7 separate regions of the Mus musculus genome follow, and all the other regions are linked to region 7. The links are chromatin loops, found by intact Hi-C in ENCODE. Cell type or tissue: gastrocnemius. All regions are shown on one strand. Links, peaks and the distances in the headings refer to the core of each region. The heading gives the core; the rest is flanking DNA. Region 1 overlaps Atad1 (ATPase family, AAA domain containing 1). Region 2 overlaps Sgms1 (sphingomyelin synthase 1). Region 3 holds the start of Asah2 (N-acylsphingosine amidohydrolase 2). Region 4 holds the start of Minpp1 (multiple inositol polyphosphate histidine phosphatase 1). Region 5 has its middle 35 kb from the start of Gm46659. Region 6 overlaps Asah2 (N-acylsphingosine amidohydrolase 2). Region 7 has its middle 100 kb from the start of A1cf.

Region 1 (4,454 bases), core at 410-4,409, 720 kb before region 7:
CAGGCTGGGTGTAGCCTGCTCACTGCTGAACCCTTCACTGGCTCTGCACATTGGGTTGCTACCCAAGAGCCCAGGCTTTCTATAGCCATTTCTCATAAGTTTCCCTAACCTGTAGAGTGTCTGATGTACACATCATACAAGTGAGTCTCTTGATGTCATCCTAGTACCATAAATTGGAACTCAGATTCAGAACTCATATTATTCTCCAGAAAATGAGAATGTGTCCTTTTCATCACCTCTTTGAAATACAGTTTTATGATGAGGGGAACAGCCTTTAGTTAGTATAATGGTTAGAGAAGAAACCACATTATAAATGAGGGTGACACTTATGGAACATTTCCTGTTAATAGTTGGCTTTAATGAATATATAAGATTGGTGTAGACCAGTGGTGCATGCCTGTAACCTCAGCTTGTAGAATGTTGGTACGAGAGCCATTGCAGTGTGATACCTGCCTGATTTACTTAGTGAGCGTAGGTCAGTCATGTCTGTATAGTAAGACCCTGTCTTAGAAATAAGCCAGGTATGGTGACACATGTCTTTAATCTCACTCCTTGGAGGCTAACACAAGTGGATCTTTATATGTTGGAGGTCTAGTCTGTCTGTATAGTGAGCTCCCTGTCAGCAAAGGCTACACAGAAACTCAGTAAAATAAAGTGTAAGGTTTATTAATGGAAATACCTTACAAACTGCCCAAAATTAATTTCCTAAATAATAATGTTTTGTTTTTGTTTTTGTTTTTGTTTTTGTTTTCTAAAGATGTCTTTATTTATTATATGGTACACTGTAGCTGTTTTCAGATACCCCAGAAGAGGGCATCAGATCTTTTTACGGATGGTTGTGAGCCACCATGTGGTTGCTGGAATTTGAACTCACGACCTTCAGAAGAGCCGTTGGTTCTCTTAACCACTGAGCCATCTCTCCAGCCCCCAATAATAATGTTTAATGTGTTTGAGTGGTTGGACAGTTAGGCCATGTGCAAGAAGATGTATTAGGATTATGCCTTCTTCACAGCAGACTGTACAGTATAGAGGCAGTGGAGGAGACTCTAGCCATTCATGGGGAGCTAGCTCCTCAACAGTGTGTGGCATTTTGGTTTGCAAAACCACAATTTTTTCCCCCACAAATAACAATTGCTATTTCATTAATATGTGTTTTGGCTTGAAGAAGGGAATGATAGTGTTGCTATTTTTCTTTTTTTGTATGTAGAAAAGGTTAAAATTTATATTTATAATCATGAGTCAGAGGTTTTTTAATTTTTTTTTAAGATTTATTTATCTTATACATATGAGTACACCGCCATTGCTCTCTTCAGACACACCAGAAGAGGACACCAGGCCCCATTACAGATGGTTGTGAGCCACCATGTAGTTGCTGGAAATTGAACTCAGGACCTCTGTAAGAGCAGTCAGTGCTCTTAACTGCTGAGCCATCTCTCCAGCCCATTGAATCAGTTTTAAATGTATTTTACTTTTTTGGGAAACAGTTTTTCTTTCAGATTATGTTTTCAAAGACTGTTGATAGATAATGCTTGGACGTTAGATTCTTTCTGGCAAACGTATCATCATAAAAGAAACAACAGTAAGTGGTGGATGAAGCCTGTCATGACAGCTGGCACCTTAGCAACTAATGATACAGTCTTCCTTCTTAGAGAAGTGAGACATAAAGAATAATGGTGTTTTCAGTATCTTCATAAATAAAGATTTGAAGTGTAATGTTAGGTTTGCTGGCTTTTTAGAGATTTATGTATTTTTATATATATGAGTACTCTGTATACAGAGTAGCCAGTTCTCTTAACTGTTGAGCCATCTCTCCAGTTCCCTTAGCACACTTTTTTTAAGGTTTTGCTTTTGTGTCTACTTTTTATTTATTTATTTTTTTGTGTCTACTTTTTATTTATTTTTTTGTGTCTACTTTTTAGAGCATTGCTGTAGATACACACGGTGCTTTTTGTGGTTTTTGCAGTTTTCAACAAGCTTTGTTCAATATTAGTTCACATTCCTCCTAACAGTATATCAAAATACCCTTGTACTTTTTTTGTTTTGAACGAGGAGGGGTCTTACTCTGTAACCCTGATTGGTCTGAAATTCACTATGTACACAATGCTGGACTTAACTCAGGGATCTGCTTGTCTTTTTGTGCTGGGATTAAAGGCGCACACTAACATGAACTTGTACTTTTTCCCTTATTCGATTAATAGCTCATTTAGTCACTTTTACCCATCTTTTACATTTGGTAGACATTTTAAATTTATTACTTTAATCAAACAAAATGTAGAAAATAAAAATAAAAGAATCAGAGTGGTAAGATTTTGTTTTAGGACCACTTGATCCATATACAGACTTGCATAATGTCGTGGAATTTAAATATGTATTTGTACTTACATTTGTCCCCTCTAGATGGCAGACTTGGCTAATTAACAATAATTTTACCCTGTAATTTTAAATATCATTACATGTAAAGAGTAAAAATAGGCCGGGCGTGGTGGTGCACGCCTTTAATTACAGCACTCGGGAGGTAGAGGCAGGCATATTTCTGAGTTCGAGGCCAGCCTGGTCTACAAAGTAAGTTGCAGGACAGCCAGGGCTTTACAGAGAAACCCTGTCTTGAAAAACCAAAAAAAAAAAAAAAAAAAAAAGCAAAACTAGAATATAAAATTTGGTAGATAGTTTAATTTACTTTAGAGTTATTTGAGAAATCTAAAACTGTCAGGCAGAAATAGTACTAGTGATTCTAGATAAGTATATTCCTATATAATAATATTATGTTTGTATATAGCAGGTATATCTGCCGTTAGGTTATTTATATCCTTATGAAATTGTCACCAAGTGTGGTGACAAGTGTCTTACCTAAGCACTGAGGACTAGAGGCGGGCAGAGCTGTGATGTGAGTGTGAGGCTAGAATTCCAAGGCAGACAGCACTGCATAATGACACCCTGTTTCTTTCTTTTTTTTTTTTTTAAAGATTTATTTATTATTATATGTAAGTACATTGTAGCTGTCTTCAGACACACCAGAAGAGGGAGTCAGATCTCATTACGGATGGTTGTGAGCCACCATGTGGTTGCTGGGATTTGAACTCTGGACCTTTGGAAGAGCAGTCGGGTGCTCTTAACCACTGAGCCATCTCACCAGCCCGATACCCTGTTTCAAAAAAACAAGCCAAGACCTTTCCTTCTTTAGAACATCTTTGTTTTTATTTTTGTTGATTTTTAAAAATTGTTTTTCTTTTTAATTTTTTAAAATTGTGCATTGGTATTTTGCCTGCATGTGTGTCTGTGTGAGGGTGTCAGATTCCCTGGAACTGGAGCTGCAGACAGTTTCGAGGTGCCATGTGTATACTGGGAACTGAACTCAGATCCTCTTGAAGAGCAGCCAGTTCTCTTAACCACTGAGCAATCTCTCCAACCTCTAAAGTTGTTTTCATTTCTGTATTTTTTATTTTATTTTGTTTTATTTTTTTTTTGGTTTTTCGAGACAGGGTTTCTCTGTGTAGCCCTGGCTGTCCTGGAGCTCACTTTGTAGACCAGGCTGGCCTCGAATTCAGAAATCCACCTGCCTTTGCTTCCCGAGTGCTGGGATTAAAGGCGTGTGCCACCTCGCCCGGCCATTTCTGTATTTTTTAAAAGGTAACTAATAGACTCAGAAGTTGGTAGGACTGATAGCATATTTTCTCCTTTAGAATTTTTCCTTTTTTAAAAAAAATTTATCTGTAATTCATTTTTTATACTCCATGTTTCATTCTCCGCCCCTCCCCATCCCATATCTCCTCCCCATCCCACCCCGTCTCCACGTGGATGCCCCCACCCCCACCCCACCTGACCTCTAAACTCCCTGGGCCTCTAGTCTCTGGAGGGCTAGGTGCTTTATCTCTGAATGAACACAGACCTGGAAGAAGTCTACTGTATGTGTGTTGGGGGCCTCACTCATATCAGCTGGTGTATGCTGCCTGGTTGGTGGTCCAGTGTTTAAGAGATCTCAGGGGCCCAGATAGAGACTGCTGGTCCTCCTATAGGGTCACCCTCCTCCTCAGCTTCTTTCAGCCTTCCCTAATTCAACAACAGGGGTCAGCTGCTCTGTCCATTGGTTGGGTGCAAATCTGCATCTGACTTTTCAGCTGCTTGTTGGATCTTTTGGAGGGCAGTCATGATAGGTCCCTTTTTGTGAGCGTTCTATAGCTTCAGTAATAGTATCAGGCCTTGGGGCCTTCCCTTGAGCTGGATCCCACATTGGGCCTGTTGCTGGACCTTTTTTTTCCTTAGGCTCCTCTCCATTTCCAGCCCTGTAATTCCACCATCCCCGATGTTTTAGAAGTTTTCTTTCCCCCTCCTTTCAGAGCTTCTGTTGTCTCTGAGGGTTGGGGTGAGCACAGAGCCTCTTACATGCTGGGCAAGCAGCCCTCTGCGAGCCACCATAGCCCTTGTCAGAGTTTCATGCTTGCTTTGGTTCCCAGCTT
Region 2 (4,454 bases), core at 62-4,061, 350 kb before region 7:
TTTTTTCTCTTTCAATATTCTCAAAACCTTTAAGTTTCTTTGGGAATTTCTGGAAGGAATTACTGAATAGAAAAACACCATTTGGGCTTCATTTCAGGTGAACTTCACAACTGTGACTATGTCTATGTGTTCCTTTGTGGTCTCTCTGATCACACCTGTGAAGGCTGTATCCTGGGCCCTGCATTCCTGAGGACACGTGACTGTCTTACCTGGAATACACATCCCCTGGCCTGTTGGTCCCCTCTTTTTTCCTGTCTGGAATGAGACTTTGCTGACTGCTTTAATGAAGTACAGCTCTTAAGCCTGCTGTCCCCTTCCTGCTTCCTCCCTGGCACAGGCCTAATGCCTGACTAACACCACTGTGGGGTGCTTCTGTGCTGTGTGCCTGTGCGCTGCTTTGTTTTCTGTCCTGGAGCTGTGCCTGTTACCTAGTAGAAACTCTGGAAATACTTTGGCTGAATGAATCCAGTGAATGAGTAAGTGAAACTTGCTCAGGGAGTTTGGTATGTGGGAGAGGGTGATTCTGGTGACTGTGAAATCATTAGGAGGCCATTGTCACCGGCCCCTGGGATTTAATGAAAACCCACACCAAGAGCTTGGAGAATCAAGGTCACTGTGCTAATGTCTGGCAGTGAAGGAGAGAGCAAAAGGGAACGATCTGGAACAATCTAGCTTGGCAATAAGAGATATTCGTTCGCTGCAACTAAGTTAAGGAATTGTGGGAAACGCTTCAGCGTTTTAGAAAGCAAGTTGTGTGTATTAATAGGAAAAGAAATCAATTTATTTCTGAATGTGTGTTGGTCTGCAGGATGTTTTTTCAGAGGCTCTAGCCTCCCTCCCCCACTAAATTGCTGATTTTACTTTGAGGTCAAATTTCCTAAAGTGTTTTAAAAGCTAGCCAGGAAGGCAGGCTTTGGCCTCTAGGGAATGTATATCTTTAGATGGCGACATTTTTCTGTATCTGGGAATCAAATTGGGATTACTGAAGATCTGAATACTTAATTAGCTTTTTAGGATCTTCAGTCACTAACAGAATTAGTGATTTAAATATGAAATTCATTGTTCTTCCACTTGTCAAATGCTTCTCGCATACAGAAGGATAGGCTTGGAGCAGAGGCCATGACTGCATCCTGTGCTCTTCCCGCGCTCACCGGACCCCCTGGAGGACCCGGCAGTGGCATCTTCAAGTTGGATAGTAAGCATCTTGTTTGTGAGCCAGGCTCTGTTGCCTTTCTTTTAAGATCTTGAACCTGGGGAGATGGTGTACCGCATTAGACTCTGAGCTTTAGGAGTAGGTAGACCATGACTCACTCACTGAATTTTAAGTTAGTAACTTGGGTGATTCTCAGCAAATATCTAGAGGCATTGCAATTAAAAACTCAAGAGTTGATGTCTGTGAGGTTCCTGCTGATTTGAGCTCTTTCCTTGCCTTGGAAGCATTGACTTTTGTCCTGTTGCTTCTTATCTGATATATGGAAGGCTGGGGATTCTAGGAAGGAAAGATGTTGGTGGTATGTCCTTTGCGGCTCCATGTTGTAAGATTGTTTTGTTTTTCTATTTAGCTAGAGATATCCAAGACTGTTATCTGCATTAACATTCTGTGCTCTAACTACATTTAGTGAGAAGAAGATGTGAACATACTGACGTGGATGGGTCTCTCGGTCTCTGTCTCTGTGTGTGTGTGTGTGTGTGTGTGTGTGTGTGTGTGCGCAGCTCTTTGGCTTTGCATCTTGCCAGCTACAGGGTGGGTGCCTCCATAGCATTTGGATATGTAACCTATACTTCAATCATAACAATAAAGAGATTCTTAGCAACCATTACCACTAAGGTTTTCATTAGCTTGGGCTTCTTTTTCTGAACTGTGAGTCTATTAGGATTTTGGTGTGTCTCACCATGGTCTCTATAGACCAGAAAAGCCTATTATGTGTATTTGCTGATGCTGGGTTATTTGAATCTCCATCTATTTGTCCCTGGCAAGGGAATGTTATTACTGCTCTGGTTTTTGTTTCTTAAATGTAGCTAGCATCAAGGCTTATTTGTTTTCTTTATCAGAACCTTTAATTGGGTTTATTTCTGCTGGTAGCTGGTATTGGTGCCTAAGGCAATATAGCTGGGGACTAGTGTCTCTCTGTCTGCCTGCCTGCCTGTCTGTCTGTTACTTTTGTAGGCACTCAATTCATACTAGGCAAACACTTGCTCAGTCAGTCATTGAGTTACATCTCCAGCCTTGTGTTGTTGTTAAGTCAGTTTTCCTGTGGAGTACAGGCTTGTGTTAAATTCTTTATTCTCCACCTTCTATCTCTCAAATCCTGGCATTACCAGCAGGAGCTACCACACCCTGCAAAAAGTTCCTCCGGAAGGAATCAAGTCTGATGTCTGTCCAGATGTATGGTCATAAGGTGAGCTGATGTTTGCCCTAAGGTGTGATGCAGTCTACCTTCTGAATCATCAGTGTAAGCTGTGATATCAGATGTGGCAGCAGGTGGCGCTTGGGGGTGGTGACAACTGGTGACTGTTGTTGCAACTGGCCTCACTGTGCGCCTGCTTCACTGAGCTTTAGAGAATGGTTTGCTTTCGCTGCTGTGAGCACAGCTGACAGGTAATAAATACAAGGGCTTCCAGGTGGAGCTTCAGTAGCTCACAGTTAGATGGAATTCAGTGGTGGTTTGCTTTCGTCTGTCCAGATGACCACGAATACAGGAGACCTGCTACAAGAACAGGAAATGTAAGCCTTGTAGTGAGTCCCGTGAAGGTAACACAGCAGCGAGCTCATGCCTTAGACCCATTAACTCTCATCATTGATCCAGACATCAAAAGCAATGATCCAGGGGCATAACGTGGAGCTTCTCCATCTGCCTTTCTCTGTTGAGGTCATTTCAGTGTCCAGCAAGCTAAATATTTGTAGTTTGTGAAACGGAAGATCAAAGAGGCATAGCTTGAGGTGAAAGTAGCTCCAGCTCCCCGAGTAGGAGTGATCATCAAATAATTATTTCCATGTGTTGAATTTTCACTCGTTGGCTACTGATTCATTTCAAATACATGGGAGGAACTCTATCTCCATGTTTAATTAATAGAGCAAGTATGTAAACATCACTAAACTTGGTTCTGTCTTCCAGATAAGATTCCTGAGTCATACAAAGGACAAATAGCTTGACCAAGGCCGTGTGGTTAACCAGTCAATGACTTAAGTCTTGCTGGCTCAGTCCAGTTCCAGGACATTTCGTCATCAGTTAGAATACTCTTTTAAGTGGATTGTGAAACCTCAGCAAGCAAGGTTAATGGGGGCTTTATTGAGGACAAGGGTAATTGGGCTTCATTGAAGAATACTTAATGAGGGCTTCTGTGCGTTCCAGCTGTGTGTGTTTTACTTTCTGTCAAATGCTTCTAGTATGTGGCTAGCACAGCTCGACTGAGTGTGGCCATTGCTGACTTGCAGGCCATTAGATTTTACAAGCTGTGAAACACAAGGGGCCTTGAATAGGAGAAGCTATTCAACATTTGCTCCCGGTGGCAGTTGTTAAAGAGTTGAGTTAGGACTCCAAACACAACATGGAAATCAGTATTGATACCAAGTGTAAGTCATCTGGCTATGTGGAGGCTGCAACAAATTATCATGAACTCAGCAGCTTAAGCATCACGAGTTTGCTTTTTGACAGTTCTGAGGGCCTGAAGTCTATCTAGTACTGGCTTTAATGGTCTGAAGTGAAGGTGTGGGTAGGGCTGCCCCTCCCTCTCTGCAGGGTCTAGGAGAATCTGCTCTTTTCTCTTGCAGCTTGTGGTGGCTCCAGAATTCCTTTTCTTGGGCTGATTTATTTGTCTCTGGGAGATCAGTTGCCTTTCTCCCCAACACCCCTTGTATTTGGTATCAGGCTGGTTCCTACATGTTGAGGACACTTTTGACTGTATATTGGGACAAACCAGGCCTCTCCAATGCAATATCTTTAGCCTAATTGCATTTGTAAAAGCCCCTTTCCCCAACCCCTTGCTGCCCTCCCTTTTTACTTTGTAAAGAAACATGCATAGGTTTTAGGGATTATGATGTAAATTCCATTCAATAGGCCATTGATAGGCCTGGCACATGATGACAGAATTAAGACCTTTCATCTGTCCTGTACAAGTATGCACCTAATTTCAAAAACAATATTGCTAACTGCTTTTACAGTTCAGAGGGTAAAATGTGTAAATATTCCATGGCCAAACAAATCTGAGGACTATTGGGTAGGATGTCTATCTTTGAGGACATTCACAGTGCAGTGAATTCCTGCTATAAAGAAAGTCGCTTAACTTTGTTGAGTCCAAAATTCCTTGGACTTGGATTACAGAGTACTTCTTTTGGAAGGGCATACCTGTTCATAGTTGGTAGAGTGCCTGAGAATGGAAGGAAGCTCTGATCAAATTTTTATTCCCATTAGTATTTCTAAAGCATGAAGTATATGTTAACCAATTATGTGTTG
Region 3 (4,454 bases), core at 91-4,090, 130 kb before region 7:
GCAGCCAAGAATATCCCTGCATAAGCATACAGTGCCCAGGCTGGGATGCATGTGTGTGTGTTTTCCTGTGGATAAATATGGAGGTGTGAATTGATGGGCTGTGGTGGTAGACTTATATTTAATTTTTTTCCTTTTTTATTAGATATTTTCTTTATTTACATTTCAAATGTTATCCCCTTTCCTAGTTTCCCCTCTGAAAATCCCCTATCCTCTCCCCCTCCCCCCACTACCCAACTCCTGCTTCCTGACCCAGGTGTTTCTCTATACTGGGGCATAGAACCTTCACAGGACCAAGGGCCTCTCCTCCCATTGATGACCAACTAGGCCATCCTCTGCTACATAGAAAATATCTAATAAAAAGAGCCATGAGTCCCACCATGTGTTTTCTTTGATTGGTGGTTTAGTCCCAGGGAGCTCTGGGGTTACTGGTTCGTTCATATTGTTGTTCCTCTTATGGGGCTGCAAACCCCTTTAGCTCCTTGGGTCCTTTCTCGAGCTCCTTCATTGGGAACCCTATGCTCCGTCTAACGGATGGCTGTGAGCATCCACTTCTGTATTTGCCAGGCACTGGCAGAGCCTCTTAGAAGATAGCTATATCAGGCTCGTGTCAGCAAGCTCTTGTTGACATCTGCAATAGTGTCTGGGTTTGGTGGCTGTTTATGGGATGGATCCCCAGGTGGGGCAGTCTCTGGATGGTCATTCCTTCAGTCTCTGCTCCAAACTTTGTCTCTGTAACTCCTTCCATGGGTATTTTGTTACTCCTTCTGAGAAGGATCGAAGTACCCACACTTTGGTCTTCCTTCTTCTTGAGTTTCATGTGTTTTGGAAATTGTATCTTGGGTATTCTGAGCTTCTGGGCTAATATCCTCTTATCAGTGAATACATATCATTTGTGTTCTTTTGTGATTGGGTTACCTTACTTAGGATATCCTCCAGATCCATCCATTTGTCTAAGAATTTCATGAATTCATTGTTTTTAATAGCTGAGTAAATTTTCTGTATCCATTCCTCTGTTGAGGGACATCTGGGTTCTTTCCAGCTTCTGGCTATTATAAATAAGGCTGCTATGAACATAGTGGAGCATGTGTCCTTATTACAAGTTGGAGCATCTTCTGCGTATATGCCCAGGAGTGGTATTGCTGAATCTTTCAGTAGAGCTATGTCCAACTTTCTGAGCTTATATTTAATTTTACAAGAAATTCCTAGAGCAACTTCTTGGAAGTTTTTCTTGCTCTTAAATATGATTGTGGACACAGGTGCCCTGTTCCTCTAGCAGGGCCAGATATGGATCCTTAAGCTGTCCTTGGATCCTAAGATAATGAACAGCTGGGACACCCTCCTTGGCCGGTCTGTGTTGCGATAATAACATCCATCATTGTTACTGTTATTGAATTTGTTACTGTTATTGTTACTTTAGCTCCAATCAGAGAGACTTCCTACTTTTTACTTGACAGAATAAAATAAAATGATAAACGTCGCTCAAGTATCACATGCTCACAGGTGACGCTCCTTAACTCTCATAAGTTGAACACACATGTCATCTGGCTCCAGTCCGAGAATTAGGAAATGGGACCAGCTGTGAGCACGTCACAGTAATTACAGATGACAAAACAAAATTAAGATGTCCAAATGGGTTGGTGATGGATTTTCCTTAAGGAAGAAATGATGATCTTTCTCGATAAAACTGAAATTAGACATCCTGACACTCCCGTTCCGTTTTCTCTTCTGTGCTGTGTCTTCCCAGCCTCCTCTGGTCACTTTATTGATAGGGGTCCCCCTTCTCAGTTTGCTCTGTGGGATCAATTCTGTCACTTTTGATTTCTCTTAGCTCAGATTTCAGGTACAGGGCAGCCCTGACCATAGGGTAGACTGGGAAGGAGTAGGAAACCCGGATTTTTCTGGCATTTCTGGTGATCTTTCTTACGAAGTACATTTAAAGTGGTCAGCACATTTGCTGGTGTGAGGCAAGCTTCAATGTAGCTGCCTTTGTTAGTGTCCTTTCTGCTCCCCAGGTGGTCTGTGCTCTCCCCTTCTTCACAGGTAGATTGCACTCTTTTCTGGAAGCTTTGAGACTCCCAGGGTAGACGAAGTTTAGGCAAAGGAGGCCCTGGTGCCTAGGAGCCCAGTTAGCAGAAAATAAACCTCAGAAGGCAGCCCTTGCCGTTCCAGATGGCAGAGAGGAGGAGAAAGGGCCAAGGCTCCTGCTGGCCTTCCGGGTCTCCCCATGGAGGGATGATTACCTGTAATAGCTCAGTCTTTAGCAAACACTGTCACACCTGCCAGCTTTGTACTTAACTTTTTACTTCCTTCTGAGGCCACAGCGAACTCTGTAGCCTGAAGAAAGCTAGAGGCTTGCTATACCTTGATTTATGCCTTGGCACTCTATGTAGCAACCCATTTATAAGCCAAGAGGAGCAGTCTTCTTTGGGGATTCTAGGTACATGAGGCTTCTGTATAGCGACATGGGGGAGTGGGGGGGATGAGGTAAACTGCAAAGACCAGAGCCAGGACCAAGCATGGGACACATTTCTGAAATACCATCACTCCAGAGGCCCAGGAGGCCAGGGCATGGCTGTGAGTCGAGGCTATGAAAATACCATGATTACCTGTCCCAAGAAGAAAAGGCCCAGAAGGAAACAACAAAAAACAGAAGTTGATCCTATACTGGCTTTGCTTTCTGTCCCTGACTTTCATACTTGTAAAGCAACTCCCAAAGGCTCAGAAGATTGACCCTCTTCAACTCCCCTACCTGCCCTACTAGGAGCCCTGGTAACTGTAGGGCAATATTGCAAGAAGCTGGGGTTTGTTTTTTTTTTTGGGGGGGGGGCGGTTGCCTGGAGGGGTGTTATGGGAAATATAAATATAGCTTTATCTGTTTATCCAAATTACTAAGGTATGTTTACTACATGTGAATAATAATCTTCTCCATCAAGTTGCAATCTGTCCAGAAACGTCTTTCCTAGAATGTATGTCCTTTATTCAAAATGTTCTTTACTCCAGCCTCTGCAGCGACTGTCTACTTTTGTCTCTGTGGCACGCAATTGATATCCTTGGCAATGAACTGCTTGCTTTCCAAATCACAGAGGACAAGCAGGTTGGGCTGAGCGAATGATGATGTTTGTTCATGGTGGAAAAAGACAGCCTCTAGGGCCGTGGTTCTCACCCTTCCTAATGCCTCTACCCCTTACTACAGTTCCTCATGTTGCGGTGACCCCCCCCCCCCAACCATAACATTATTTTTGTTGCTACTTCATAACTGTAATTTTGCTACTGTAATGAATCACTATCAATATCAGATAGGCAGGATATCTGACCTGTGACCCCTGTGAAAGGGTCTTCCTACCAAAAGGGTCCTGAAGTGCAGGTTGAGAAACACTGTTCTAGGTGTTACCTTCCAAGAATGGTACAAGTGTTCATCCATCAGCAGGCTTAGCAGAGTGCACCGTGTCTGCTGAATGAGTCAGCGTGTAAGTGGTTAAGTTACAGAGCCTTGGCTTTCTGGGTTAGAGCTTCCAGCCTCCAAGAGTTAACCTGCAGCGGTGTTCTGAAGAGCCGGGCAGAGGATACACAAGCATCCCAGCAGGCACTCTGGTTTGCCCGTGAACGATAGATATGCGGGGGTTTGAATGAGCAGCTGCAGCAGCGGGTTTGGGTACGTGGCTTTGCTTTGATTGATGCTGTATTGTTTTCTCTCAAGAGAACAAAGCAATGCTTGTTCCTGTTTGCAAACAAGGTCCCTTGGAGAAAGGGCAGTTGTCTATTAGCCTGCATTCTATCGTGAAAATAAGAGCCCAGGGTGCAGGGGTGAGCGTTTGCAGATTTCTCCATCCTCATTTAAGCTGCATCTCGGATGCTGGGGATTGTCTTTAAACTGATCTGAATTCTAGTGCTGCAGCGTCAGGTCATTTGAATGTCACGATCGCAGTGGGATTCAAACGGTAGTTTTTTGCTATCTCTACTGGAAATCTATACTTAGAGGTAAATATTTGAAGTTGTTTGTTGAATTGGTAGATGCAGGAGGCAGAAACACATTTTCCTGCCCATTTTGGAAGATACGATTTAAAACCCCAGACTCGGAGAGCAAACTTCTATAATTCATCGGAAGCCCGAGGGAGGGAGGGAGGCATCATCTAAGACCGAATGCTTTCTCCTCTCCTACAACCTGACTACTTTAGCCCCAGCACACACAGTGTGACCGGAAACATCCTTCAGCATGTCATGACTTCTAATCAGTCTCTACGTGCTCAGCTGGGTATCGGTATTACTTCACGAACCTTTTATTTTGTTCGTGGAAACGCATCTGAAACTCAAAACAGACTAGAAATAATCTTCAAAGACTTGAACTGAATGGAATTTCAAGGAATACAAGGTTTTAGCTTAAAGTTTTTCAGGGTCCCGATGTGGTGTGAAGGTACAGTCTAGAAGCACTGTGCACACCGATGACGGTATAGATA
Region 4 (4,454 bases), core at 279-4,278, 510 kb before region 7:
ATATGAACTAACCAGTACCCCCAGAGTTCATGTCTCTAGCTGCATATGTAGCAGAGGATGGCCTAGTTGGCCATCATTGGGAAGAGAGGCCCATTGGTCTTGCAAACTTTATATGCCCCAGTACAGGGGAACACCAGGACAAAGAAGAGGGAGTGAGTGGGTAGGGGAGCAGGGCGGGGGGAGGGTATAAGGGACTTTCCGGATAGTATATGAAATGTAAATGAAGAAAATATCTAATAAAAAATTGGAAAAAAAGAGATTTATTGGTGTTCATTTAGTGTGCAACTAGCATGACTCAGTTCTCCCTTTCACAACATGCACCCAGGGACCCGACACAGGGCGTCAGGCGTGGCTGCAAGCCCCTGAACCTGCTGAGCCATCTCAGCAGCCCTGTTGTGCTACTTTAAATGTTCTAGTTTTGACACTCAAGTTCATTTGAATGGATTTAGGAAGATGTTCACTCAATCTAATGAGAAAAAAAAAGTAGCCATAATTAAAAAGCATACTCAACAAATAAGCATACATACATACATACATCAGCCAGTTGAGTTATTCAAATTAGTAACACAACACACAACCATGTGGAAATCTCTAAGAGGTTTTTAAGTATTAGGGGAGAAATGGGAAACTGAATTTTTCTGTTGTTTGAGTCTTTGTCGGCTAATGTCCTTGCTTCAGTTCTCTGAGGCTCAAACTGATAAGCAGTTGCTAACACTTATCCACTCCTAACCCCCACGCTATTTTCTTCAAGTTATCTTACAGGGAAGCCGTATGCATAGCGTTGAGAGCAAGCTCTATATAAGATTCCCTAGGTCCTTGTCTAACTGTATGAAAATCTGCAAATTATTTGGTACCTTTTGCTTCATTTCTTGTGCGTGAGATTGGCAGGGGACACACTTAGCAACTTCATAAAGCAGTGTTAAGTGCCCAGTGTACAGGATGCTCGGCACACAGAAAGCGTTACCGTTTGCCGCAACAGCTAAAACATTTTCCGAAGGAAAACTCACCACTCTAGAAAAGCCACAAATCTGGATACTGGGCCTGACTAGTTCACCACTATATAAGGGTGATGAAGGGGACACACTCTTGGCTTCTTCACCTGTGAAATGAGGATTCCACTACTTGTGCCCCGAAATCCCGAAGCCGTATAATAATGGAATAAGTAGGTGAGGTAATATACATGTGACTACGGACCACAGCTACAACAAGGGAAACTACAGCAAACACAAGAACGAAACAGGGTACCCTAACCCTAAGTAAGGCTTAAAGAGGCTTTGAGGAGCAGCTTCCTAAAAAATCCTTGTAAATGTCGAAACACAGGAAAAGATGTTGTTAACAACAACAACAACAAAAAAGCCAAAAGTCCTGTGATCCCAGCCCTCAGGAGGCAGAGGCAGGTGGATCTCTGTGAAGCCAGCATAGCCTACAAAGCGAGTCCAGGACAACCAGGGCTGAGAAACCCTGTGTCAAAAAAACAAAACAACAAAACTCCCAATTCTCACAAGCAGTTTGGGAGGAAGAAAGTTCTATATTATTAAGTGCGCCCAGGTGTTAAACTACTTGCCAGGAAGGGAAAAGAAGCTAGGTTGGCACTCGGGGGGATAACGCGATTTGGGAATGTGGAATGTAAAACGAGAAGCGATACTTTCTTTCCCCTCCTTCTAGCTGGGTCTCCAGCGTCCCCTACTGCACTCTTGCGCAGAAAATGCTAGGAATTCACACCTGATGAGTGAATGGACAAGCGTATTACTAAAACAACAGAGACAACCAAGTCCACATCCTGGGTCCCGAGAACGCAAGCGGGAAAGGGAGGTGACAAAAAGGGACACGAGGGGAGGCTGGATGAGGGAGTCCGCAGTCTAGGGAAGGCGGAGCGCGCTGTCACCTGAGACGTCGGGAGGTGGCAGTCCTGGGTGGTAATGCTGCCACAACCCCTGGAGGAAGGCGGCGCTGCTGTCCACACAGCGGTGCTTGGAGCTGGTGATCAGCCGCAGGCGGTCGTAGTTCTCCCGGCTGAAGAGGTCTGGGAAGAGGGCAGCCAGACGCAGGGCCAGCTGTCGCATGTCCTGCCGCCCCTTCTCCACCAGCTGCCCGTCCATCCAGTCACCGTACCACAGCGGCCACTCGGCCAGCGCGGCGGCCACTTGGCTCCCGCCATCCCGGGACTCGCGGGTCTGCAGCAGCCCCTGCAGCTGCTTCAGCTTGCGGATCTGCTTGGTCGTAGGGTAGCGGGTGCCGTGACGGATGAGGGCGACCAGCTGCACCGGGGTGCAGGTCCCCGCCAGCAGCTCCGGGTCCCGCCGCGGCGCCACCGGATCGACCAGCAGCCAGGGGTTGGCATCTTCGTAGCGTGTCTTCGTGCCGAAGTAGGGGCTGAGCACCGAAGCCACCGGGTCGCCGCGCCCCGGGAGAGAGCAGCGCGCGAACGACGAGAGCAGCGCCGCAGCCAGGACCGCGGCGGGCGCTACCGAGGCCGGGAGGTGGCTGCGCGCGCCGCGAAGCATCGTGCCCGGGGGCCCCGCGGAGGGCGGCGCGCCGCTTGCCGACCCCCACTTCCGGATCCGCCGGCGGGGGCGGGAGCAGAGCGCACTTCCGGCCCGGGAACCTCAGAAGGCAAGCGTGGTCTCCGGTGCTGTCACCGAGCGAGTGTGGCCGATCGTCTCGGAGCTTCGGTGTGGACAAGTGGAGAGGCGGAAACCTCCGACGAGCGTGTGACACCGGGCGCAGGTGGAGCCGGCGTCAGTTGACCCGGAGCGTGGGCGACTGTCCGGCAGCTTGGCGCCTCAGGAACCGATTCAAAGATTCCTGAGCTGTTTAGGTTTTTCGGTGTGGTAAAAGAGCACACATGAATCCTTTCCTTTTTCTAGTAGGTAGCCCGGCTTCTACCAAAAGAGAAGCTATAGGAGATGGCTTTTGTCCCTTACGGTGTGTTTTCAACATGTGGCCCCTGAACGATCAGTCTCAAGATCCCTCGAGAAAGAACGTCTGTGGCCTTTGCTTACAAGATACCTCCTGAAGCACACGCCCTCCCCCGACCCTCTTGTTAAGAGTTTGAAAATAAGCAGGACACCTCAGAGCCATGAATTTAGAAAGGGGCTTATTCCTTCAGAAATTTAAGCCCTGGGCTTCAATTTAAGTATGATTTTAATGTAGGCTAGAGCTGACACACCACCTCAAGATTGTAAGCTTGTTTATGCCAAAGGCCATTGAGAGAATAGAAACAGCCGTCCTTATAATTTGAGCACACTGAATCATGGCCTCACAGATGCACTCCATTATTAAATATGACCTCATCACTGTATGGAGGAAACACCCATATTCTCCCATGTAGTTAGATATGCAAATCAGTTGAGATTTTAAAATGTGCATGTGTGAACTAGCATGACTATATGTACAACATTTGTGAGCCCACGAAGGCTAGAATAAAGCGTTGGAGTCCCTAGAACGGGAGTTTCAGGCTGTTGTGAGCTGTCATGTGTACTGTAAACTAAACTGGGGTCTTTTTCAAAACCATTAAGCACTCAGTCACTGAGTCAACCCCAACAGTTGAGTGTCTGTCAGGCCACATAGCTCCGAATCTTGGACTCAAAAATCTTGAATCTAAATACCTTGTTTGTTTGTTTTTTTCCTACCCAAACCTCAGTATGTATGACAATTAAGGAAGATTATTAAATGATAAAATGATCCAAACCCAAGGAGATTTTAACCACATTGGCCACATTGGATCTTTCTCATAAGGACAGTTACCATCTGTACTTAATGGTACAGAAAATTGTACTGTTAAGCACTGACCAAGAAGAAAATGTTATAAAAATCCAGAGTAAATTCCAACTTGAATGCTGAAATTTTAAGGCTCAGGAGTGGGGGAATTCTAACAGAACTGTGCTTTTTTTTTTTTTTTTGATATGTCATTTTGTAGTGTTTAAATGACTAAAAATTCGTGACCAGTCTTACTTTTCACAGGAGGTTACTTAAATTAGTATTCATTGAATTTTAAGCCTTACACCTTATAGACTAAGGTGCTTGCGTTGTTATTTGTTTTCAGTATAAGACATTTTTTTCAATTGTACTTTGATAGTTTACAAAGCAGTAGGTTTCCTTGTGCCCTTTTCATACATGCTTAGTTTTTGCTGAACCTCCTCCAGCCCTGACCTCTCCTCCATGGCCCAGCTTGGATCCCCTACTTAAGCCCTTTCCCAGTGTCCCTCATTCCTTATCAAATGTGTTCTAGAACCATGCCCACTCCTCACCCTTACAAAGTTTCCTTTGTTCTTCCTGGGCCCCTTTTTAGTTTCCTAGTGTCAACAAGCACTCACATATATACACTAAAATCCAAACATGAGAGAGAATGTGTTTGCTTTTTTAAGCCTAAATGTCTTCCAGTTCTATCAGTTTTTGGGAAAATTTCATTTTTCTATATGGGTGAGTAAAATCCCAGTGTATATAAGTACTGT
Region 5 (4,454 bases), core at 238-4,237, 470 kb before region 7:
ACTAATAGAAAAAACGCCCTTAGGGCTTGAGCACAGGACCTGTATTTCAGGGGAATGTTGACAATCCATAACTCCAGGGTGGACTACTAAGCCCTGCAAGGTGAGTGAACCCCGGCCGAGAATAAGGCCCATGGTTCCCGGGGGCAAGGATGGTATAGGCTCCACTGGCACCGGCTGAATACTCATTTGAGGCATTAATAGGAAGTCGGAGGCGGCACGCAGGTCCACCCTTGTGGGTCTTCCTGGGTCGCCTCTCTGACTGCTTCCTGGGTCCTGACAAACCGGTTCCCATATCTTTGAGGGCCCTGGGACCGAGGGCCCGATGACCCGTTTTTTGGCACATCAGTTGATTGACTATCAGGTGGGGGAAGAATTCTGCCCTTTATATCCCTCACAGAGCGACACTGGTCAGCTCTATGATAACCCTTGCCACACTTAGAGCAAAGAGTGAGAGTCCCTCCCTGTTTATCTGGAGCTCTGCAATCTTTCTTAAAATGCCCAGGCTTTCCGCAATTAAAACATGTCCTCTGATCATTTCTGCTCATGGAGCGGTTCTGAGATTGGAGGATGGCGGCCGCTAAGCCTGCATTGGTGAGAGGTCCCCCAAGCTCTCGACAGACCCTGAGCCAGTCTTGTAAGCCTTTGTTCTTTCTTGGGGCTATGGCCGCTCGGCACTCCTTTGTGGCTTGCTCATAGATTAGCTGTTCTATCAGAGGCGCAGCTTGCTCTGACTCTCCAAAAATACGCTCTGCTGCCTCTGTCATTCTGGCCACAAAATCTGAGAAGGATTCCTGAGGTCCCTGGATTATCTTTGTTAACTGCCCAGTGGTTTCACCTGCTCGAGAGAGCGCCTTCCAGGCCCTAATAGCCGTGGAGGAAACTTGGGCATAAGCTCCCCAATGGTAGTTTGTTTGATCAGCAGAATAAGCTCCCTGACCCGTTAACAAGTCAAAAGTCCAATCTCTCTGCTCTGGAGTCAAAGCAGCTGCGTTTGCTCGGGCCTGCGCTTGTGCAGTTTCATGCCAAAGAGCTCTCCATTCCATATATTTGCCCATACTAGGGAGAGCGGCTTTTACAACCGTTTGCCAGTCGGCAGGAGTTAGTGCCATGCCGGCAAGCCTGTCTAACTGCACCAAGGTAAAATTAGCATTGGTTCCATATTTACGGACCGACTCGGCAAGTTCTTTAATTTGTAAGTATTCTACCGGAGCGTGGACACGCCCACCCTCGGCTCCTTCAAAGACCGGAAATGCCTGTTGTATTTTCCTTTGTTCCTCTCTGGGAATGAATGAGTCTGCGCACTGCCTCTCTGCGCACTGCCTCTCTGCGCAGGGCTGACGCACTACGCAGGGCGGGGACTCCGCATAGGGCGGACCTTGAAGCCGACTGCCCTGAGGCCAATCAGCAAACTGGCCTTCGCCAGCCGCTTTTGGCTTCCTTAACTGATTAGCTAGCACTTTACCTGGCTGGTACCCTTTTTTCTCATAATGAGCTGCTTCTTCCTCCCAGTCTGTTTCTTCAGAGGAGAATTCTTCATCTGCTTCAGAGCTACTAAGAGCTGGCTCCCCGAGCCCATCCAGCGATGAGCACAGGCTCCTTTTCCTAGAGACCTCCGCTAATTGATCTTTCTTCTTTTCCCTTTTTCCTCTTTTTCTTCTAATCTCTCTCCAGGTATTCCTACCTAACCTTAACTTTTCCTCGGGTTCAAGACCCTTGGAAAGGCCTGTATACTTATTTTGTGTACCATATTTTCTCTTTGCTCCTACTCTCTCTCCCCACTTTACTTCTGATAGATTGTCCTGAATTTCCTCTAGAATCCTCCCTGCCTTAACCACTTGATAACATGTGAAAAGGAACAAAAGGGCTTCTAACACTAGAAAAAATTCAAGGCCAAACATAACTTGTAAAGCCATTTTCCACTTTACTTCTGATAGACTGTCTTGAATTTCCTTAGAAAGTTCAAGGCCAGGCTTACCTCGTAAAGCTATACTCACTGGTACTCTCGTTCCCCCAGCTGAAAAGTTCTGAATTCATGTAGTTGAATCCTTCTTAACAGTCTGCTTTACGGGAACCTTTATTACCGCGACCCGCAGTTCTGGTTCTGGAATGAGGGATCTTCCTTGCGCCAGTCCCGAGTTTTTTCTCGTCCCGGAATTCGGCACCAATTGTTATTAGACGCGTTCTCACGACCGGCCAGGAAAGACGCAACAGACCAGAATCTTCTGCGGCAAAGCTTTATTGCTTACATCTTCAGGAGCCAGAGTGCAAGAAGCAAGAGAGAGAGAAAACGAAACCCCGTCCCTTTTTTAGGAGAGTTATATTTCGCCTAGGACGTGTCACTCCCTGATTGGCTGCAGCCCATTGGCCGAGTTGACGTCACGGGGAAGGCAGAGCACATGGAGTGGAGAACCACCCTCGGCATATGCGCAGATTATTTGTTTACCACTTAGAACACAGCTGTCAGCGCCATCTTGTAACGGCGAATGTGGGCGCGGCTCCCAACACTTTTCAAAACAGAGGACAGGTCTGATTCAGGCTGCAGGACAGTCCGATGGTTGGGTGGAGCCTCTCTTGTCCAAAGCATGCTAAGCACCTGTAGGGGGCAGTATTGCCCTACAACACATGTTTCTCTGTCTTCAAGGCTGCGCTCTAACCTTGCTAAGCATTTGTCGTTTCCAAATAATTTATACAATGTTAAGTTATTTAAAAGGTAAAGAAATTGGTGGGGATGATATGAAAATACTCATGAAAGTGATCATTATAGAATGTAAAAGTGACCTGTATTCCGTGTGATCTCTAGGCCATTCCCATTTTTTCCCTTTACTGAAAATAGATTATTTTCTCACACATTATATCATAATTGTATTTTCTAGTCCCTCACTCTACTCCTCCCAGCCCTGCTCCCCCAGTACGTTCTGACTCTCATTAGATTTTATTTTATTTTATTTTATTTTTTTGGTTTTGTTTTTTTCGAGACAGGGTTTCTTTGTGTAGCTCTGGCTGTCCTGGAACTCACTCTGTAGACCAGGCTGGTCTCGAACTCAGAAATCCGCCTGTCTCTGCCTCCCAAGTGCTGGGATTGAAAAGGCTTTTAAGAGATAACAACCAAACATGACAAAATATAATAATATAAAACAAAACCCATCATATTGAAATTGGACACGGCAACCCAGCAGGAGGAAAAGAGTCCAGAGAGCAGTAACAAGAATCAGAAGACTCACTTATTCAAACACTCAAGAATTCCATAAAAATACTAAGCCAGGGAGACAAGAAGCCTGCGTCTGCACAGTGGGTATTTAGGCTAGGAAGGAACAGATTTTGGGTCCCACAGCACTGCAGCAATGGCAGAGTGCCCTGAGCAGCTGTGGCAGTTTTCTGGGACAATTCATCTCCTGATGAGAGCCTAAAAACTAGATAGACTTCAAGGGTCAACTGGCCAGTGAGGGCCAAGTACTCATGGGAAATATCAACCAGCTGTTAAAGTCTGTCCATAAAGAACACAGATTCTGCTGGGTAGCAGTGGCCCACGCCTTTGAACCTAGAGCTTGGAGACAGAGGCAGGTGGATCTCTGTGTGTTTCAGGCAAGCCTGGTTAACAGAGTGAATTCTAGGACAGCCAGGGCTACACAACGAAACACTGTCTCGGAAAATCAAAACAAAACAAACAAACAAACAAACAGAATGACTCCAGCTTTGGAGTTCATTGTCAGGTATGTCCCAGGGATCACCTCTGCATAGCGCTGAGGTTCTGGCTGTGATAGTGCGAATCCTTCTGCCAGGAGGAGGTCAGTGGAGACAGCTGTAATTAACAGTGAGAAAGTAAAGATGGCCTCTAAGCTGTGTTCATTTGTCCCTGTCTCTTTCTGGCCTCGTGGAAGTGAATGAGTTACAACGGAATCCTTTAAGTCCCGAGGAGGTGCAGGAATACCTGGGCTACCACAGTGACAGCCTGTCCAAGGCACTGGCAAGAAGCCAAACTTTGAAGTGGGCTCTTCTAGCCAGCTTAAGCTTTTCAGCAACGTGAAGGCTTCTTCAGTGAGGCCTGTGGTGGATTCTGCAGCTGCTGAGATCTGGACCCTTGCAGCCAATGATGTAGAGGATGAGAGCAAGGATCCCATTGATGCAGATGAGCTGCTAGATCCAGAAGATTTGGAGAAGCCTGATCCAGCCTCCCGGAAGGCTCCTTCAGGTGGAGAAAGGGAAAAAAAGAAAAAAAAAAAAAAAGAGGAAAGCCTGTAAGAACTGCACCTGTGGTCTTGCAGAAGAACTGGAAAGAGTGAAGTCAAAAGCATAGAGCATCCGACTGTCCACCTGTGGAAATTGCTACCTGGGTGGCGCTCTCGACTTAGCCAACTGCCCCTACCTTTTGGATGCCAGCCTTCAAGCCTGGAGAACAGGTGCTCCTGAGCAATAGCAATCTCCAAGACACGTAGGAGGAATCTCAAGCTCACACA
Region 6 (4,454 bases), core at 348-4,347, 59 kb before region 7:
GTCCCAGCTCCAGAAATCAAAACCATAAAAACCAGATGACAAGAGACCTTGAACTTATCTAATCATTGATTTCTGGGAAAGTTCCTAACCAGAAGAAATCTGTGGGGGGGGGGTTGTTTTGTTTTCCTCCACACAAATTTCATTTTTTTTTTTTCAGTATGGAAAGAAAATGTTTTCACCATAAGGAACATGAAGAATTTAGAAAAGCAGGCAGGAAATGGTTTTTTTTTAAATCACATAATTATCTTACCATAAGCCCAATGTGGTAAGAGTTAATCTTCCTATACAAAAACAATTGTAAAAAAAAATAAAATAAGTGTGAACAAAAAGACATATGGTAAGGGTGGGTGCTTACCTGATTTCACTCAGCAAGCACTAAAACTTTCAAATTCCATGAAAAATATAGATACTGCTCATTCTCACACTGCGATGGTTGAACAGAGTTTGGTGCTCACTAAATCTTGTGGCAACCCTCTTCATATCTTATATATATTTTTGCCTCAAAATCTGTGCAGTTTTATTAAATATAATTAATTAAGCGGGGCAGACATTTCAATGTGGTTTTGAAAAATCATTTTTTCAACCTTCCTTTTTCCCTTTGCGTGAGGCACTGCTGCTTCTAACTGTTGTCCGTCTTTGCTGTAAACTTGAGCACTCCAGCATCCCACGGGTGTGGTCAGTCTCATCCCAGGAAGTGATCATTCTGTAGCCTGACTTTCATGTGCCTCCTATTGTGTGTGATATGTTTCTTGTCCACAGTGCTTTACTCCTGTCTCATCGCACTCTTTTGAACTGGGGAAGATTTAAAAGCTGCCTTTACATGGCAGATTGTAGTTCTCAGTGATCCACTCAGGGTAACTGTATCTCTTGTCTCATAAGACTTTGCCACCCCAGCCTTAATAACCAGGACATATTTCTCTTGCTTTGGTCCTATGATTTTTAGCAGTGACATTGTCCTAGTGGTGGCCACAGTTTCTTGTTATTTAAAAGACTTTCATGCACACATAGTTTTCAAATTCTGAGCCCTAAAGGAAATAATTTAAATAAAAAGTCATCTGTTAATCTTGAGGATTAGAGACAGCTTTTGTGAACATTTTGTGGCATAGTCATTTAAACTTTTGCTAATTTGTTAATTTATAAGGTAGGATTTTATTATATATAAAGTTTTACTTATTTTTATTAAGCAATAACTTATGGATATGTTTTAATATTAGTGTTTTATATTACCAGTTAAATTTTTTCATAGTATTCATATATATATACATATACATATGTATATGTATATATATAATGTTCATAAGAGAATACATTCCATTATATTTTGTAATTGAAATGTAAGCATCGCATTATGTGGGAATGTATGTGTCTAGTCATTGTGATAACAACTCTTCAGCTAATCTGCATTTGCCAAAGATTTCCTTCAGCTCTTTCCTTGAAGTTGGAACCTGAGGGCAGACTTGAAGTTGGACTTCCAAGGGGATACTTAACTTTCGAGCTCTAACTATCCAGTGCTGCCGAGCAGTCTGCATGCGTCCCCCTCCTTGTGTTCCCGATGTAAATGTACATCAGAGCATAGCCTGATTCTTGCTAGGCCAGTGACATCATTCATCACAATTCCTAACAAGAAATAGACTCAGCAAAGTCAAAACTCTGTTGTTTTCCTCCAGCTTTCTTCATTTCCTAGCTGGGCTGAATTTCCACAGAACACCATTGCTGACAGCTTCCTAGTTTTCCTTTGTGGATTTCTTGGTCATATCATAAGGATAGAATCCACCAGCGAAGCGTCTCCCTAACATCATCATTGCAAAGGCATTTCTTGGGCAGGATTTTTTGAGGATGAAGAAAAGGGCTAGTGAAGAGTGTCTGTCTCTCCTCAGATGTGGGGATGTGAAACTACTCGGAAGATGCTGTCATCAGTAAACCCAGAAAGCCTCCTTTGACCACAGCTCATTGTCTTTCCCTTATCTGAGTATTATAGAAAGAGTTCGGTTCCATTTGAGTCCAATTATGGTCCAAATAATGCTTCCGGTATCCTTCACTGAGCCATCTTTTCTTCTCTTTCCCCCAAATTTTCCAGTGGGGTGAGGTAAGAATTGTAAGGGAGGTGACACAGGTGTCTTCGTTAAAATAACTCATGTCAAATACCACAACAGGCAGGGCATGAAACTCCAGTAGCTTAACACAGTGATGGTTTATGGAAATCTAGTGATTATTGATTGGTCCTTCTGCAAGCTTATCATTAGTCAAAAAGGTTCACATGCCCCACCCTTCAAGTTAGCTTGGGAAATGAACGTGCTTATGGGTATTTAATGAGCATCCAATCTCTGCCACTAGAGGGCAGAGTTTCCTCATGTAATCATTTTAACATACATGGGTGGCATGTGTAATTCACTCACTGCTTATTTTAACATTGCATTAATACTATCAGTCCTACAAATATCTATGCTCATGGATTTTTGTGTTTTCTTCATGATCATCATTACCAGACTATCAGTAATAGTACCCTCAGAGGTAGATATTATCTCAAGCACTTATGATTTCTGTTACAGACATTAAAAGCTCTGGTTCAAATTAGTGAATGCTGCTTGACCCTCACTCTGGAGTTGGTATCTTAGCCACTATAATATATACTCTGTGTATTACTTTCTCTTGGAGGCTAATCATGGATAGAGGGACTTTTATCTTGTTCTCTAATACATCAGGAGATCAGAAATCCAAAACCAAGGCATTGATGGGGTTAGTTCCTTCCTTTGAGGGAGAATCTGTGCCCGGCTGTTCTTAGCTTTTACTGGTGGCCGTCAATCCTTGGCTTTCTCGCCTGTGGACACAGCACTCCAGGGTGTCCTTCATCCTCATGTCATGTTTCCTTTAGGCTCTGGGCATTGCTTCATATTGTTTGTTTGTTCTGTTTTTTTCTATTGTTTAAGTATGTCAGCCATCAGATTTAGGGCCCGTGCTAAGCAGGTGTGGTCTTATTGAAGCTTTACTTTGATTATAAACTCAGGATAACTTTTTGTATTGTTCAAAGAGTTCCCATGAAACTTCATGAACTCAACTTTTGAATGTCATTTCCTTGTCTGTGAACATTTAGTCTGGATTGGCCTACAGCTAGTACAGAGGCTCTTGCAAGATGTCTTACCAATCCATTCCTTCTTTTTGCCTTTTCTGGACTGACTGAGGTTTCCGACTCAGTGAACTAAGAGAGACTGGAGTTATGTTCCCAGGGGCCCCCTGTCTGTACCTGCTACACAGGGTACAGTTTATATAAAGTTTATTCCCTAGGCCCAGAGCTGTGAATGGAACTTTTGCTAGGCTTGTTATTGTTTTAGAATATTTAAGAGCTTTCCAGAGTAGAAACACATTTCATATTCAGTCCTTAACTCCAGGGTCTTCCTCCTCCAATGTCTTATTTGTTCAGGAGAAAAACTTATTTATGCTGTCTTATTATGATGCTTCTTTATTTATAAATCCAGCTGAAGTTTATCGCTTTTCCGTCTCTGGGATTTTGTAGTGAGCTTTGTAGCGAAGAGGTTTGTAGTGGAAGTGCTCCCTGGGATTTGCTCTCTGGGAAGGCTCTTGATTGCATTACAGTGACTTGAATAGCGTTCCCTGTCCTTTCTGACAGTTGGGTATGATGTCACCCTCATTTTTAAAGCATTTCCCACCAGGAACATTTTCATCCTTGTATGTCTCATTTGAACGCCTTCTGAGAAACTAAGTTTTTCCTCCTCTCATTGGAACTTTGCTTTAAAGAATATTCTTTCTAACAGATAAAATGAATTGTAGCCATATGGCCATTCAAAGCTAATGTGACTGTCTCTGTATGTGTTTATCAATATTCACTACTACCGTAGTGCTTTAGATGTTGTGACACACCAGCATTTTAATAGCATACGTTTCAAAGGGGAGAGAAGAAAAATAATATATCTTCTTTTTCTACAATTCAGATGACAGTTTGAATACTTATTGCAAGTGAGCAGATCTTCTAACCCCGAAAGTAGATGAAATAAATAAATTAAATCTGTATTCTAATCAAGAGAAATTCTTAGCAGTTGATTTCTCCACAGGCATTAGTGTGGGTAATTGTGACTTCCTTGATGCAGAAAACACAACAAGGTGTGCATTCCTTGAGAATTAACACAGTGACAGTTATCCTTTGGGCTTCAGTGGCTTGACATTTGGGTGGTCTGCCTTGTCCAGTGGCTACTCCCCTTTGTCCAGCCTCTTCTGCTTTGCCCCCTGCTCACCTGCCCATTCTCTGGACACATCTCTTCACATCTGTAGCCTTTGCATGAACCATTTCATTTCCTTCGAGAGTCCATTACCACATGTTCTGAAGCATTTCTCAAGGTGAGCTGATGCCTCATTTTCCATCAAATGAGCAAGTGAATGAACACAGGGCAGAATGACCAGTTCCCATGATGGTGAAACTCTTGTTGTCCACCACACCTGGG
Region 7 (4,454 bases), core at 77-4,076:
TCCTTTTGAAACTCTATGCCTCGTGAGTGCTCCTAGGCTTCTCAGCCTGTCAAGAAGACTTCACTGGAGGGTGCGTGGCAATCCCCCCTTTTTTTCCTTTTGTACCTAGAACCAGGTAGCATGTTTCAGGAAAAAGGAATCCTGCTGCAATTTCTGTTCCATCTTTGGTGCTTCTCCGTAAGAAGAGTCTAAGTTATATGGCTTCTTCATAGTTTGTCTAAGCCTTGATTTGTCTTGAGGTTGAATTTGGCTTTCTAAGCAGAAAGGTGTTCTTTTCAATGCCATGGTGGGCCAGAACTACACACAGGTGAGGCAGCATATCTCTAGAGATCTAAAATGTGTGAAAATAAGTTGGGGTCCTAGATGACATTTGGTGATATGGATGCTCAGCCAGCTGTGTGGTAAAAGTAGACAGATGGCTCGGGGCAGCTCCAGTGAGGATGGGACCTTGGACCTTAGACCCCAGCATCTGTGGCTAGCTCCCAAGTGAAATGTGGGATGTTAACCTTGAGTGATGACTGCCATGGAAATTAAGTGGAAAAGAAATAGTCCTCACAAGTATCATGTTTTCTGATACACTCTCTCTCCATTAAGTGTTATTAAGTGTATGGAAAGAAATTAGGCAAAAATTTGTTTTATTTCATAATCTTATGTAAGTATAAATAAGTTTAAAATATTAATACACCGTGAAAAACCACAAGCCAGAGAGACTCAAATAATAATTATTTAAAGGGATGCATGAGTCCGTATTGCTGAAATTAAATCACCATTGATTTGATTGCGGTTCTAGTTGCTCTTGCGGATTTTGAGTCTGCTTCTCTGTGTTATAGTGGGCTGTGATAGCTCACTTCCAGTGATTACTCTTTTCATTTGTACTGTTGTGAAACTTACATTTGAGCCAACATGGTGGCACCTGTTACTCCCTGCATGCCACAGAATACCAATTGCCTAAAAGCCCATCCTTGATGATGGGCTATGATGCAGAAGCATAGGATGAAGTAAACTCATCCCTTTCCCAACCCCAACTAGCTTTTGGCTGTGGTCTCTATCACAGCAATAGAAGCCATAACTAGGACATAAACCTACACCTTGGATGCTTCTTCAAAGCTCTGAGTCTTGTCTAGGATTTGACCTTGCAAGTCTATGGCAGGTATTGTAAATAGGTTTCATCTTTCGTGGTTTTCTTGACAGACATACAGCAGCTGCTTGTAGACGGGAATTAAAAGGGTTGAGGGATGGTGCTTGGGTCTGTGGGAACAATGGCTGTGATGGGAGAACATTGTTTCACGTGGGCAAGGCCTGAGTTAGGTTGTCCTTCTCCATCCATGGCATTGTGTAAATAACCTTTTTGAGACACAAGTTTAATGGCACATGTATAAGATCCGTTTTTCTAATACTAGAAACATTTTAAAAATAAAATTTTATCTTGTTAAGTTTTTTTCCCCCCTGGTTTTTTATCACTATCTATACAGTGGAAACAAAGACATATAAATATGAAAGACATTATTAAAGTTACAAATGCTGGATTTCAAATGGGTCAGATATAGGAATAGAATTTCCAGGAGGGACAGAAAACCATTCCGTAGACTGCATGACCCCATGTCCTACTCCAACAAACTAACCAGCTTCTCTCTCAGCAGGCAGACACCTCTGCTCAGGAGAGGGCAGAGAAAAGAGACACATTCACCCTAGCTAGGGTGCAATGCCTGCACACAAGCGAACTCTCCCTTTGCTGGATCTGCAGCGCCACCTACTGAGCCAGAAAGGAAGTGTATAGAGGCTTTGACGTGCACATGGGGACCCTGGAGGATATCGTTTTTTTTTTCTGAAAAGCGCATTTTTGCATATCATAATCTAGTTTATTTGCAAGGCAATGTTTTGATTGAACCCTTCTGAGAAGGTCTCACTGTTATTTTTAATTTAGTGTAGAGTATAATCATGCATGCTGACAATGTACATTAAATCATTTGTTTCTTTTCTTAGAATTAGTGTTTTAAATAAATAAAAAAAAAAACCCTGAAGGTTAAAAACTCAAAACCTCACTTCTGATGTCTTTCAAATTACAGAACTAAGGCACATTGTTTGAATGCTGTTCAGGAGATGATGAAGTCCGCGTGGGAGAAGGGAGGACAGCAATATTGGTTACGTTTTTATTTCAAGTTGGCATTTCATGCCATTGTTGATGTTGGTACCATGAAAAAAGAAACACACAATGATCCAAGAACTCTAGGAATTAGATTCTACTCAGGCTCTCTGTCTCTCTCTTTGTCTGTCTCTGTCTCTGTCTCTGTCTCTCTCTGTCTGTCTCTCGGATTTACATCACATGCTGAGATCACACAGGGTTTGAGGAACTGAAAGCCACACGTCTAAGTAACCTTTTCTAATTTAGTGTCCCTTAAATGTAGCTGGACTGGGACGATTTGTTTTCAAAGCATTTCCAACCATTGTCTCTGTCTTGCCAGGTAGGCAGTTGTGTATTCTGCATGTGTGCCCTGGTCTATACCTCATGGCAACCTCCTGATTTCTATCTCTACTTCACAAGAAGAGGAGACTGGAGTTGGGAGAGTGGACAGCTGGGTGCAAAAGGCACAGTTAGAAAATGTAGGCTGGAATGAAAGAGACGGCATGTCTGGTTTGTAGGACCAGTTTGCTCCTGTCATGCCACACAGCTGATCAGAGGGACAACACAAAAGCTTATGTTACAGAAATAAGCAACTTCATCTTGGATGTTGGAAATCGTGTGTCCTACCTGTAATGAATGAAAAAAAGGTGGCTTATGTCTCACTCCACAGCAGCAGTCCATCTAGCTTCTCCTAAAGCCAGGACATTCTCTTGAAATTTCTCTCTCTCCGTGTCTCTCTCTCTCTCTGCCTCTGTCTTTCTCCTTCCCTCTCTGTCTTTATCTCTGTCTCCCTCTCCCTTACTTTCTCCCTCCTCTCATTCTCTCCCTCTCTTCCCCCTCCTCCCCTTCCTCCCCCTCTTCCCCTCTCTCCATCTCTCTTGCTCCTCTATCTTTTCTCTCTCTTTTTTTCTCATTTTCTTTCTTAGAAAAAAGTTTCTGTAGCAGTAAGGATGAACCCAGTGGTTTTTGCATGCTGGGCAATCATTGTACCCCTGATCTGAATTGCTAAGCTTCCTGAGAGATTCTGAATAAGGTATAAGACACATTTCCTCTGGTCCCTTCCCATGTCTATGCAATGCTCCGGGCTTCTTAGCTATGAAAGTGAGATTTAATTCACTTTAATTCTCTGTGATTCCACTTTCAAACATACTGTCCCGAAGAGACCACATATTATGAGCTTTGTCAGTAAGAAGTGAATATAAAAGAACAGATAATCCCGGAAGGAATGGCTGGATGCCTGACCTATGATGTAAAATATATTTCGGGGATGTCTCAGCTCTTGTCTGCTTTCCCACAGCCATGCATAAACTGCCTACCCCAGTGTATCTCTGGTTATCTTGCATTTCCTGCAGCTTTGCATCAACCACACTTACATTATTCCCCTTCGGACATTAATACAACTCAATAGCTGCTGCCCAAAGCTGCTATCCTTGTAGGAAGTGAGTGTCTCCAAATTTCTTCAAATACTTGAGACATTGAATTATTGTGGTTATTGCTGCCTTCAGGGTATCTTTGCAGGTTGGTAGCAGAGAACTCTTTGGTAGTGAGGAGGTTGCCACCTGTGTGAGGGACAAGCTGTGCTCCTCTTTCTCTGTGGGCCAGGTCCTCCTAGCAGGTGGGTGGCAGAGGAGGCAGATGTGTCTTATTGTGTTGTCCATGTTCTCTGATCACTTCGGCTTCCACCTGTGGCTTTCAGGAATTAATTGGCAAGATGGGTGTAGACGCAATAAGAGAAATGCCTCGGGGGACAGAACCTGTGAGGGAGAAGAAGAAACAGGTTGGGGAGTTTGAAGGCTGCAACAGAGGTGAGATAGGTGCAAAGCCAGAGGTGAGGGAGGAATAATTGAGAAGAATGTCCCTAGACCCCAGCGTCTTGAGAAAGTCTTTGATGGAATCCAGAGGTGATTCTTAAGAAACCACCTTGATGAAGGAGTCTGTGTTGGTCAAGAGTGACCTGGTCCCAATGTTTCTGCTGTGTTAACTCCTTGACTAGGGTCAGTGTGAACCTCTCTTGAAAGATGGGTTAGATCCTCTGGTGCTCTTGGTAGCAGTTCCTCTTAAGGGAGGTATGAGGGGGCTCCCCTCTGTAGACACTCAGATTGTTAAAAAAAAACCCTCAGCTCTCAGCTCTGGATTCTGCGTTACTGGGATCAAAGCTTGCTTGTACCACTGTCTATGTGATTCTTGGTAAGGTACTTAATTTCTCTAAACTGTTGTTATTATTTCCTCTCTGCTTTTACACTCCTCCCTCCCCTTCTCCTCCTCTTTCTCCTCCCCCTCTCCCTCTCCCACTATTCTTTCCCTTTCCCTTCTCTCTACTCCCTCCTTCCCC

The links. A loop is a pair of places that touch in the nucleus more often than their neighbours do. Peaks named below come from ENCODE experiments on the same cell type or tissue, not always from the same donor. Only the 100,000 strongest peaks of a DNase experiment are listed, where the experiment ranks them.
Region 1: a loop joins it to region 7, with 13 times the contacts of the local background. A loop is called at or near these places in 17 of 42 quality-filtered maps.
Region 2: a loop joins it to region 7, with 6 times the contacts of the local background. A loop is called at or near these places in 7 of 42 quality-filtered maps.
Region 3: a loop joins it to region 7, with 4 times the contacts of the local background. A loop is called at or near these places in 15 of 42 quality-filtered maps.
Region 4: it touches region 7 in a loop (8-fold over the local background); 13 of 42 quality-filtered maps call a loop at or near these places.
Region 5: it touches region 7 in a loop (5-fold over the local background); 10 of 42 quality-filtered maps call a loop at or near these places.
Region 6: it touches region 7 in a loop (4-fold over the local background); 19 of 42 quality-filtered maps call a loop at or near these places.

The regions. Positions count from the first base shown.
Region 1 is chr19:32,687,911-32,692,364 of GRCm38, reverse strand. All of the region lies in intron 6 of Atad1 (ATPase family, AAA domain containing 1), which reads left to right. Among named protein-coding and RNA genes, the nearest start is that of Atad1, 22 kb to the left of the region's middle. In gastrocnemius, for the core only: a CTCF peak has its summit at 2,389 (motif pointing right); no DNase peak of the experiment used is centred there.
Region 2 is chr19:32,318,555-32,323,008 of GRCm38, reverse strand. The region is part of intron 2 of Sgms1 (sphingomyelin synthase 1); the gene reads left to right. Among named protein-coding and RNA genes, the nearest start is that of Sgms1, 68 kb to the left of the region's middle. In gastrocnemius, for the core only: CTCF peaks have their summits at 359 and 2,480 (motif pointing right); DNase peaks (open chromatin) are centred at 364 and 2,488; H3K4me3 peaks cover 733 bases; H3K27ac peaks cover 3,561 bases.
Region 3 is chr19:32,102,217-32,106,670 of GRCm38, reverse strand. It overlaps Asah2 (N-acylsphingosine amidohydrolase 2), which reads left to right and starts at 3,531. Exons shown (of 24, transcript NM_018830.1): 1 at 3,531-3,652. RefSeq lists an enhancer at 1-20. In gastrocnemius, for the core only: no CTCF peak of the experiment used is centred there; a DNase peak (open chromatin) is centred at 2,119; H3K4me3 peaks cover 605 bases.
Region 4 is chr19:32,483,991-32,488,444 of GRCm38, reverse strand. It overlaps Minpp1 (multiple inositol polyphosphate histidine phosphatase 1), which reads right to left and starts at 2,676. Exons shown (of 5, transcript NM_010799.2): 1 at 1,886-2,676. The coding sequence starts at 2,504. In gastrocnemius, for the core only: a CTCF peak has its summit at 1,932; DNase peaks (open chromatin) are centred at 2,045 and 2,548; H3K4me3 peaks cover 2,257 bases; H3K27ac peaks cover 2,032 bases.
Region 5 is chr19:32,439,914-32,444,367 of GRCm38, reverse strand. It overlaps the pseudogene Gm9563. Among named protein-coding and RNA genes, the nearest start is that of Gm46659, 35 kb to the left of the region's middle. In gastrocnemius, for the core only: a CTCF peak has its summit at 2,607 (motif pointing right); DNase peaks (open chromatin) are centred at 2,588 and 3,971.
Region 6 is chr19:32,028,507-32,032,960 of GRCm38, reverse strand. The region is part of intron 10 of Asah2 (N-acylsphingosine amidohydrolase 2); the gene reads left to right. Among named protein-coding and RNA genes, the nearest start is that of Asah2, 72 kb to the left of the region's middle. In gastrocnemius, for the core only: a CTCF peak has its summit at 2,329 (motif pointing right); a DNase peak (open chromatin) is centred at 2,326.
Region 7 is chr19:31,969,501-31,973,954 of GRCm38, reverse strand. No RefSeq gene overlaps it. Among named protein-coding and RNA genes, the nearest start is that of A1cf, 100 kb to the right of the region's middle. In gastrocnemius, for the core only: no CTCF peak of the experiment used is centred there; a DNase peak (open chromatin) is centred at 1,749.